Regions from separate parts of the Homo sapiens genome. Here region 2 is linked to region 1. Evidence: chromatin contacts called from ENCODE Hi-C data. All regions are on one chromosome and are shown on one strand. Each heading gives the region's core, a stretch centred on a gene start or an enhancer-like site at or near the end of the contact. The rest is flanking DNA. Distances are from core to core; before and after follow the strand shown.

What was found. A loop is a pair of places that touch in the nucleus more often than their neighbours do. Pooled maps may share reads with other maps.
Region 2: a loop to region 1 is called in a map with no recorded cell type, with 15 times the contacts of the local background. The contact joins two enhancer-like sites. A Hi-C loop is called at or near these places in 2 of 37 single-sample maps with no recorded cell type and 1 of 50 pooled maps.

Annotation. Positions count from the first base shown.
Region 1 is chr7:927,025-932,296 of GRCh38, forward strand. The region is part of intron 2 of ADAP1 (ArfGAP with dual PH domains 1); the gene reads right to left. Among named protein-coding and RNA genes, the nearest start is that of ADAP1, 25 kb to the right of the region's middle. RefSeq lists enhancers at 1,011-1,597, 1,853-1,942. Within about 2 kb of position 3,192, at least 5 of the 41 ENCODE cell types and tissues checked have a DNase peak (open chromatin) inside an H3K27ac peak, as active enhancers do.
Region 2 is chr7:3,953,385-3,958,656 of GRCh38, forward strand. The region is part of intron 7 of SDK1 (sidekick cell adhesion molecule 1); the gene reads left to right. It overlaps LOC124901576 (a long non-coding RNA gene), which reads left to right. Exons shown (of 2, transcript XR_007060195.1): 2 at 4,656-4,903. Among named protein-coding and RNA genes, the nearest start is that of SDK1-AS1, 600 kb to the left of the region's middle. Within about 2 kb of position 2,777, at least 2 of the 41 ENCODE cell types and tissues checked have a DNase peak (open chromatin) inside an H3K27ac peak, as active enhancers do.

The sequences.
Region 1 (5,272 bases), core at 1,942-4,441:
GCTTCCTCGTTCACCCAGCTCCCCAGCTCACATTTAGCAAAGAGCCAACAGGCGCCAGACACGGGGGCCTGGAGATGGGCTGGTGAGCGAGAGACCCAGATGTGGCTAGGACAGAGTCTCTGAGGGGACTCTGCAGGGACACACTGCAGGGACCCAGAACATGTTTACGAAACAGGCTGAGGGAGAAGGAAACGGCGCCGTGAAGGAGGGGAGGTGCTGCAGGAGGCTGTCGTTCCAGGAGGCTCGTGCTCCAGGAGGCTGTCACGCACACTGTGCTCCTGGCAGGCGCAAAGGCCCTGAGGGTGGACGCTGGCAATGACCCTGCCGCCAGCCAGGTATGGTGAGCCTTGAGCAGCAGGAGGGGCCGCCACACCCCACGCCAGCCCCGAGGGCATGGGAGAGGTTCTGCTTGCTATGCTGTAAGCCCCCAAGGCAGCTGCTGTTTGCACCTTCAAGCTCCTGAACACCACTCGCCTGAGGCCGCAGCCAGGCCCAGCCAGACTGAAGTCCCCTGACATCACCCTGCTCCGAGGATCACATGGCAGTAAACAGGGAGGGCCCAGAAGAGCAGCTGGAGAAATCACAAGCAACAAGAGGCTGGCACCAATTTAAAATTCGAAAACCAATGGCTTTTCCATAGAAAACTCAAATACAAGGAGAGATCCTGTCACCAACAGCAACAGGACAAATCACCTGAGTGGCTGGATGAGAAATGTCCCAGGTCTCCAAGGGAAAACTGGCGTGTGCTCCCGAGGACGAGAGCCTCGACCCGAGACACAGGGAGGTAGAAAAATGTCTCCTTATGGGAGTCTACATGTTTTTTATAATAATTGCCAAAAAACAGCAACAGAATTTATTATATTTTTTTACCTAGAAATGGTTCTAAAGTTGAAAAAATTAACAAGGGCCAGCCGGGGACAGGGGCTCACATCTGTAGTCCCAGCACTTTGGGAAGCTGAGGTGGGAGGACCCCTTGAGCCCAGGAGTTCAAGACCAGCCTGGGCAACATAGTGAGACCCTGTCTCTCAAAAAAAAAAAAAAAAAAATTAGCCAGGTGTGATGGCGCACACCTGTAGTCCCAGCTACTAGGGAGGCCGAGGTGGGAAGATGGCCTCAACCTGGGAGTTTGAGGTCGCAGTGGGCTATGGTCGCACCACTGAACTCCAGCCTGGGCGGCAGAACAAGACCATGTCTCCACTGGACACAGCGGCTCACACCTGTAATCCCAGCACTTTGGGAGGCCGAGGCGGGAGGATCCCTTGAGCCCAAGAGGTCAAGGCTATGAGCTATGGTTACACCACTGCACTCCAGCTTGGGAAAAAGAGCAAGACCCTATCTCTGCAAAAAAAGGAAGGTAAAAATAAAAAATAAATAAAAATGGGTAAGGGTTTTTAAAATTACTTTTACATGCATATGTATACTTTTAATTTGTTTTAATGGAGGTGGGGTTCCACTCTGTTGCCCGGGCTGGTCTCAAACTCCTGGGCTCAAGCCATCGTCCCACCTCGGCCTAAAAATGGGGAAGGATTTGATCGGACATTTCTCCAAAGAAGATGCACAAATGGCCACTCGGCCACGCAAAGGCACTCAACACTGTTAGCTGTCAGGGGAACGCAGATGAAAACCTCAATGAGCTACCACCTCTCCCCACTAGGATGGCAAGGTCAAAGTGGCACAGGGGAGTGAGCTGGAGAGAATGTGGAGTGATCAGAGCCCCCGCACGCTGCTGGTGGGAACCTCCGGCTCTGGTGACTAACAGTCTGGCAGTTCCTCAAAACGGTAAACACAGAGTTACCATAGAGTCCAGCGATTCCTCTGCACCGTAAGAGACGCGAAGACGCAGAGACATGCACATGAGTGTTCACAGCACATTCTTCGTGACAGCTGAGAACGGGAACAAGCCCCAGCTCCGTGAACGGAACCACAGATAAACTAAATGTGATCGAGCCACACCATGGAGGGTTCCTCGGCCATAAAGAGGAATGCCGGCCGGGCGCGGGGGCTCACGCCTGTCATCCCAGCACTTCAGGAGGCAGAGGTGGGCAGATCACGAGGTCAGGAGTTCAAGACCAGCCTGGGCAACACGGTGAGACCCCGTCTCTACTGAAAATACAAAAATTAGCCGGGCGTGGTGGTGCACGCCCGTAATCCCAGCTACTCGGGAGGCTGAGGCAGGAGAATCGCTTGAACCCGGGAGGCAGAGGTTGCAGTGAGCAGAGATCGTGCCACAGCACTCCAGCGTGGCTGACAGAGCGAGACTCCATCTCAAAAAAAAAAAAAAAAGAGCAACACAATTCTGACACACGCTACAACCCAGGCGATCCTTGGACACACGGTGCCCATGGAGGAAACCAGACACAAAACACCACGAATCGGCCGCACGTGGTGGCTCACACCTGTGATCCCAGCACTTTGGGAGGCTGAGGTGGGAGGATCGCTTGAGCCTGGGAGTTCGGGACCAGCTTGAGCAACATAGTGACACCCTGTCTCAAAAAAAAAAAAAAAAAAAAACAAGACCACGTATTGCATGATTCCATCTGTTTGAAATGTTCAGAACAAGCAAATCCACAGAGACACAAAGCAGCTCTGTCTACATTCAGTAACGGCTGGGGCGGTGGTGATGGGAGGGGTGGTGAGTACCGGCTGTGTTGGGACGTTAAAATGTCCTGAAGTTAGACAGTGGTGATGGTCGTGCAGCCCTGTGGCTTCACTAAAACTACTGAACTGTACGCTTTACGGGAGTGAATTGTATGTGGATTATACCTCAACAAAGCTGTTATTAAAAAATAACCTTCAGGGTTGGGTGTGGTGGCTGAAGCCTGTAATCCCAGCGCTTGGGAGACTGAGGCGGGAGGATCACTTGAGGCCAGGAGTTCAAGACCAGCCTGGGCAACATAGTGAGACCCCCGTCTCTACAAAAAATACAAAAATTAGCCAGGCGTGGTGGTGCACGTCTGTAGTTCCATCTACTCAGGAGGCTGAGGTGAGAGGATCGTTTGAGCCCAGGAGCTTGAGGCTGCACTGAGCTGTGATTGAGCCACTGCCCTCCAGCCTGGGTGACAGAGCAAGACTGTCTCAAAAAAAAAAAAAAAAAAAAAAAAAACCCTCAGGCAGAGAAGGCCTATTTATGTATGCTATAGACCCTAAAACCACAAAATAAAACGCTGACCACTTTGACTATGTCGAAGTAAAAATTTCCACGGCAAAAACCACCATGAGCAAATTCGAAAGACAACCTAGAAAAAAATGTTTTTGGTATCTCAGATTAATTTCTCTAACATACCAGCAACCCCTAGAAGATGAAAACAGCTAACATTGCAGCAGAAAGGCAGGCAAAGGTGTGAAGAGAGTTCACAGGCAAGAAAACACAGGGCCGGGCGCGGTGGCTCACACCTGTAATCCCAGCACTTTGGGAGGCCAAGGCGGGCGGATCACGAGGTCAGGAGTTTGAGACCAGCCTGGCCAACATAGCAAGACCCCATCACTACAAAATTTTTTTTTTTAATTAGCCAGGGCTGGCGCGGTGGCTCACGTCTGTAATCCCAGAACTTTGGGAGGCCGAGGGGGATGGATCACCTGAGGCCAAGAGTTCAAGGCCAGCCTGGCCAACATGGCAAAACCCCGTCTCTATTAAAAATACAAAAATTAGCTGGGCATGGTGGCACACACCTGTGATCCCAGCTACTCGGGAGGCTGAAGCAGGAGAATCGCTTGAATGTGGGAGGTGGAGGTTGCAGTGAGGTGAGATCACACCACTGTACTCCAGCCTGGGAGACAGTGAGACTGTCTCTAAAAAAAAAAAAGTAGCCAGGCACGGTGGTGTATGCCTGTGGTCCTAGCTACTCCTTGGGAGGCTGAGGCAAGAGGATCACTTGAGCCTGAAAGTTCAAGGCTTTAGTGAGCTATGATAGTGCCACTGCATTCCAGCCTGGGCGACAGAGTCAGACTGTGTCTCAAAAAAAAAAAAAAAGAGAAAGGAAGGAAGGAAGGAGGGTAGGGAGGGACGGAGGGACTGAGGGAGGGAGGGAGGGAAGAAAGGAAGGCAGGAGGGAAGGAAGGACGGAAGGAAGGACGGAGGGACGGAGAGACAGAGGGAGGGACGGAAGAAAGGAAGACAGGAGGGAAGGAAGGAGGGAGGGAGGGAGCGAGGCCCACACAGACCCCTGGCTGCCTGGCCAGGGTGGGGACGGTGCTCAAAGGTGGGAGACAGGGAAGGAGACAGCTCCCTTCTGTGACTGTCCTTGGAAACTGCTGAATGTGTCACTAAATTGTCGAAATACATTAAATAAGGTAGAGACGACCCACGTGTCCATCAGAGGGTGAATGAATAAAGCAAACGTGTTCCATCCACACAAGGCATGTTCTCCGGCCTTGAAAGGAACGAAGCTGTCACACAGGCTGCAGCGTGATGGGCCTCGGGGACCTGGCACCGCGGGAAAGGAGTCGGACGCCGAAGCTCACACGCCGTGCGATCCCGTTTTTAAAAGTCCAGAACCCACAAATCTACACAGAGAGAAAGTGGATTTGCAGCTGCTTTGGGCTGGGCGGGGGTAAGAGCCAAAAGGCACGGACTTCCTTTCTGGGGTGATGAAAATGTCCTAATATTGGCTTCAGCGAAGGTTGCACAACTCTGAATTTACTAAAAAACCTTCAACTGTGCCCTTTACACGGTGAAATGTATGGCTGTGAACGGCATCTCTAGGAAGCAGTTGTTTTAAAAGGTATTATCAAGGAATAGAAAGTAGGGAGAAAAAAAAAAAAAAACATAAAATGTGAAGAAAAGGAAAGAAGAGAAGAATCTTTGGTTCCTGGCCCTTCAACCTCGGTCCGGTCCTCAGCAACGGCCACCTCAGGCCCGTTTCTCCCTTAGGGGTGGGAGCAGGCTTAGCCCCCGGATGTCCCCGCTGACCACCAGCCCAGGAATGGCCAAGGGGCCTGAGTGCAGGGAGCCAGGGGGGGCCCAGTGCAGCTCCCGCCCCACAGAGTCCCCAGCAAGAAGCCGGGCTGAGACCCAGCCCTGCCTGGGGGCCGGGGTGCAGGTGCTCTCAGGAGACAAGCCCCCAGGCCTGCCTGAGATTCATCTTTGGTTTTTATCGCACCAGTGAACGTGCAGACAACAGAATGGGGATGGAATCTCCTTGTGGCCCCCAGCTCAGTGCTCTCCCAAAGGCCCCATCGCACCAGACCTCTGCGGCAGGAATCAGGGGTTTCTTGGTAATACCCACGGTGGGCCCTCCCCAGCCTTCCTCTCCAGCCTTCCTCTCCGGCCATC
Region 2 (5,272 bases), core at 1,527-4,026, 3.0 Mb after region 1:
TGAGTCACCAATCACTGTTGATTCTACATGAGAGGCCTGAGCTGGTATTGCTACCTTCCCCATCCATGCTTCCGCTACAGATGTAAATATCACATCCCATTCTCTGCAAAGATTTTTTCATCGAGGTTGATCTGTAGTTCTAGGAGCACAGCACATTATAGATTCAGCCAAAATTAAAATTTGCGACGTGTAAATCTCTAGTAGACAGGACTATACCGTGTTCAAACATTTTAAGGTAATTTAAACAAGAGAAGAAATTTATCTCCCTTTAAACGAGAATGTTTGTTTCGATCATCATTCCTTTTTAAAATATTTAAATCTATCTTAAGAGCTTTAGTTTTACATTTATATCTGATTAGTTTTGTGTTCTCTCGAGTTAGCACCTCTCCGTGTTCTGACTTTTAAAGGTACACAAACACACTTCACTTCTTTATGATGTTGAGTTAAATCCCCTTTTATTCATAAGAATTTGCTGTAGCAGGTAGGATTTTTGTGGTTGGCGCACACTGCAAAAACCCTGAAGAGAGTGTCTGTGTCAATTCCGAGGGATTTGGATGAGATTATAATCCCACGCCCTGTGGCCGAGCATTATTGGTTTCACAGGGCTGTCACCATGTACCTGTCAAAAGGGCCACCCGTAGGAGCACACAGGCCAAAGACAGAGAAACAAATGGGCTCCTATTACTTGTATTTTATACTGATGACACAGGACAGGCTAGTTGGGCTGTTTGCCCACCTGCCTGTCTATGTTGCTTAATTTCTGTGGCTTGAATGAGAGCACAGAGGTCGGCTTCCAGGCACCACCCCGCCACTGGCTGCCCAGTCCTGTGGAGCAGCCCCTCTACGCCCTCCACCCTCCCCTCCTGCCTCCCCTCTACACCCTCCTCTCCCGCATCACCTCTACACTCTACAGCCTCCCCTCCTGCCTCCCCTCTACACCCTCCCCTCCCCTCCTGCCTCCCCTCTACACCCTCCCCTCCCCTCCTGCCTCCCCTCTACACCCTCCCCTCCTGCCTCCCCTCTACACCCTCCACCCTCCCCTCCTGCCTCCCCTCTACACCCTCCCCTCCCCTCCTGCCTCCCCTCTACGCCCTCCACCCTCCCCCCTCCCCTCCTGCTTCTCCTCTACACCCTCCTCTCCCCTCCCACCTCCCCTTTACAACCTCCCCTCAACACCCTCCCTTCCCGCCTCCCCTCTATACTCTCCGCCCTCCGTTCCCACCTCCCCTCTACACCTTCCCCTCTGGCCTCCCCTCTACACCCTCCGCTTCCGTCCCACCTCCCTTCTACACCCTCTACACTGCACCATTCATGGGCTTGAATGAGTGTTGGCCTCAGTTTCCACATCCATAAAATGGAGATGGATGTAGATGGTACCAGCTCATATTGTGAAGGTTAAATGCAAAAATGTCTGTCACAGAGGCTCTGAAATAGTGGCTTTAGTTGCTGTTGGCATAACTCTATTATCCTATATGTCCCATTGCACTCGCTATTTACCAATAATCAGTTATGTGACACACATTTTTCATGTTTAGTGTCTCTGGAATCAGGATGTGCCTCACCACCTATGAAACCATTTTTTTTTTCCTTGGGGTAAGACAAGGATGCCCCTTACCTCTGACTGCAGCACCTTAGTGCCTGTGAGATGCATCTTCCCTCCGAGCCACGCCTTCTCCACGGTCTCCTCATCACACACGAAGCCAGCTGCTCCCACATGTGCCCTGCTCCTGCTGAGCACGATGGCTCGGAAACTCGGACGGCGAGTTTTCACTGGGATGGACTCTTTACCTGGTGGGGCATCTGCTGCCAGCCCCTTCAAGTTGTTCATGGAATTCAGTGCTTGTGGCTTGGGGGCTGGCTCCTGGCCAGGGGTCCCCTCAGGTTCCAGAGTCCCCTGCATCCCTGGCTCATCTCCAGAGCCAGCAGCTGCGGCTGAGTTCTTGTCACACATGGAAGCTCTCTGCTGTCCCCTGTGCCTCCAGCTGCAGAAAGTCCTCTCCTTTTAGGGGCTCACATGATTAAATTGGGCCCACCCAGCGAATCCAAGAGAGTCTCCCTATTTTAAGGTGGGATACCTAATCCCACCTGCAGAGTCCCTCTTGCCAAGTGAGACAGCATATTCATAGATTCCAGAGGTGTGGGTGTGGACACCTCCGGGAGCCGTTCTGTCCACCTCGGTGGACTAGCGTGCAGTGCAGGCCAGCCGAGGGCATGCGTGGGACATGCTGCTCCCTGAGAGGGGCGACCTGGAAGGAACAGGGAGGCAGCGCAGGAAACATCTTTGGATCTTGCAGTGATCCCTACACAGAAGAAGCTTTGCAACTCAGAAGCCAAATCCCAGCAGCATTGGGGATGGGAGAGCAGGAAAAATGCATGGTGTTGTTGGGGGGTCCTTCTCCACTGCGGTTGCCTCCATTGGGCCTGAGCCTGCACTTTGTCACACTGGCATTTTGGAGAGTGAGGTCATTTGACAGAGGCCCTTGGTTTGGGGGCAGTCTGGGAGGTCTCCCCACCTCCTCTCCTGAGACTGGGGAGCTAGAAGCTTGCGCTGCCCCTGGAGGCAGCTGCCATGGGCTCTGGGCCATGTGGAAGGCGGAAAATCTGAGCTGGCCTTTTCCTAACACCCTGACTTCACACAGGGCATGAGAACCTTTCCCTGATGTCTTCATATTGTTTCAAAAGAGGGAGAAGTGTTTGTTTCCATCCCCTGTTTTGTTGGCTGCAGTCAGGATCAATTTTCAGAAGTCCAGGGTGGACCCATGTTGGCAGAGTACCCTTTCTAGACACAGTTGCCACTGACAGGCTAAGACATGCCCTCGCCCTCTTGCCCTCTGAAGAGTAAGTGGTTGAGAGTCTATGCACAGGATGACTCATTTACAATGGGTTTTCCCCAGTGTTTAACTCACGGGCTTTTCACGGTCCATAGGCTTGGCATTTCCTCCGGTTCTTTGCCTTAGAGCAGACTGTGTGTAAAACCGTAGCTGGAAATGGGGAGAAACTCCATCTGAGCAGCCGCTGGGTTAGAATACTAGGAAGGGTTGGCAGGGAGAGAACTCGTACCCTCACACGGTGGGGAAGTACTAAGGGAAGCTCAGAGGCCACGCAGGGCATGGGCAGCTCTGCACCTGCTCCCCAGGCACAGCGACCTGGAAGGCTTTCCAGAACAAGCTAAGAGCATCCACAATGAACAGCCAGATGTTTTCCACCCATGCCTAGCACTGAGCTACTAAAACTGCCCAGGACATTGGCCCCTGCAGGCGGTGGCAGGCTGCCCCCCAGACCTTGCCCATGCCACAGTACTATGGAGAGTGTGGAGTGGGATGAGTTTTCTCACCAGGTGGCATGCTGTGTGCCAAACACAGATGGTCCCTGGCTAGGGTGGAGAGAGGTCACCACTTGGAGAGGAGCAGCATCGTCTGGGCCTGGAGGTCCCCAGAGCCATGCACTTGCTCAGCCAAGCCAGCTTCGGGTCACTGTGTGGAGTGCCCGTCTCCCTGACCCCAGCGAGGTCCCTTCCTGGCACTCGAGGGAAGCCTCGGGGGACTGTACCAGGCGACAACGGTAATCAGTACCTCAGGGAAGGCACCCTGGGCCCGTAGGTGCCGACCATTGTTATCTATGGATTTTGTATCATCAAAGCACAGGTCATCTTGGGTGAATCTCAAGGGAACCATGAAGAGTGAAAAAAATAGTTGCAAAAGTTACACTCGATGACCTCCTTTCTGTAACGTTCTTGAAATGACAAACCTACAGAAACAGAGAACGGATTAGTGGTTGTGAGGGGTGGGGGTTTGGGGTGCTCCTGGTCATGGAAGGCAACACCCTTGTGCTGATGGACACGTGGACCTACACACGTAATAATGTTGCATGGGACGTGCATGTGCCGTCTTTTCACGCACACTTGAGCGCAGGAAACACTGGCAAGAGCTGGATAAATTAGGTTGATTGTATCAGTAGCAGTATCCTGATCATGATGTTATGCTATCGTTTTTTGCAAGATGTTACCATTGCGGGAAGCCGAGTGAAGGGTCCATGAGCTCTTTCAGTGTTACAGTGTTACTTCTCACAACTGCACGGACTCGACAGTTTTCTAAAAAGAAAACGCTCAACTAAGAAGAGGAAAACTATAATTAATCATAAGCAAATGTTGTTGTCGAATGTATGTTTTTTTCCTTTTTCCTTCCATGCTTTTAATCAGATCATGACGGTAGATATTGACTTAGCTTCCCTGATGAATACAGGTCAGGACCTGCACACAAGGGCCCTGACAGCAGGCAGCTACTGTATGTATAGTTGGAATATAAATAATACTGCCTTCATGATTATTGATTGAGGAAACGTGATCAAATGGGGGATGTATGAGTTGTGCAATGAAGATGAGCTTGAAAAAGGTAGACATTAAATGCTGGCAATATTTCTTCAGGCTTGGTCTGTACACATGAAAACTTAAGTAGAGGAATCTGCTTCCTTCTAATGAATTTGCAGCCATCTCCTCAGCCGGAGTGGTTGATTCAGGCAGATTCTTTCTGCTTGAGTGGTCCAGGTAATCGCAGAAGTGAAACATCACTTTGCCTCCTTCCAGAAACCTTCAGCCGCTTCCCCCTTAATCGTTTCTTTGAAATGCTTAGTTTTCATTTCTCTTTTTCATCTTTTAGGTCCCACCTTGTTTTAAAGATACAGTCAATATAGGAGGCATGCCAAGCTATCTTATCCACATTCAACACAATTATAATGAAAGTAAACCAGCTCTGGAAGACAGTTCCCAGAAATTAATTATCGCACAGAAAGTGAACACAACAGCCTTTTGTTATCATGATAATGAAATCACCACCACCTTAATACTTGACAAACTTGGCCATGCCTCTGTTGAATTTCTGCTGAATAAACTGGAAAAATGTTGCAATTGGCTCTCCAAGGAAATTCATTGTTTAATACAACCACTGTTTTTTTTTCTGCGGAACGGGCGAGTGGAGTATCGAGAGATTGCAAGTGCCTAGGAGTTTCCTTTGCTACTAAAGATAGATGAGTGCTCCCTTATATGTTTTCTCTTAGTTATTATTTGGTATTCCATTGAAGTATTAAATCTCTATTTTGGAGAAGAACTGCTAAGAATTTTAAAAATATGTTAATAGGCTGTTGCCCAATACAGGCTGCACACCTTCCTCGGGCACTTGACAAGCTTCACGAGCTCGTGTTTAGTTTAGATACTGAAGCAAACTAGCCCATAAAATACGGTGCTGTAAATATAAACCTTTACGAACCTCTTGGGGTA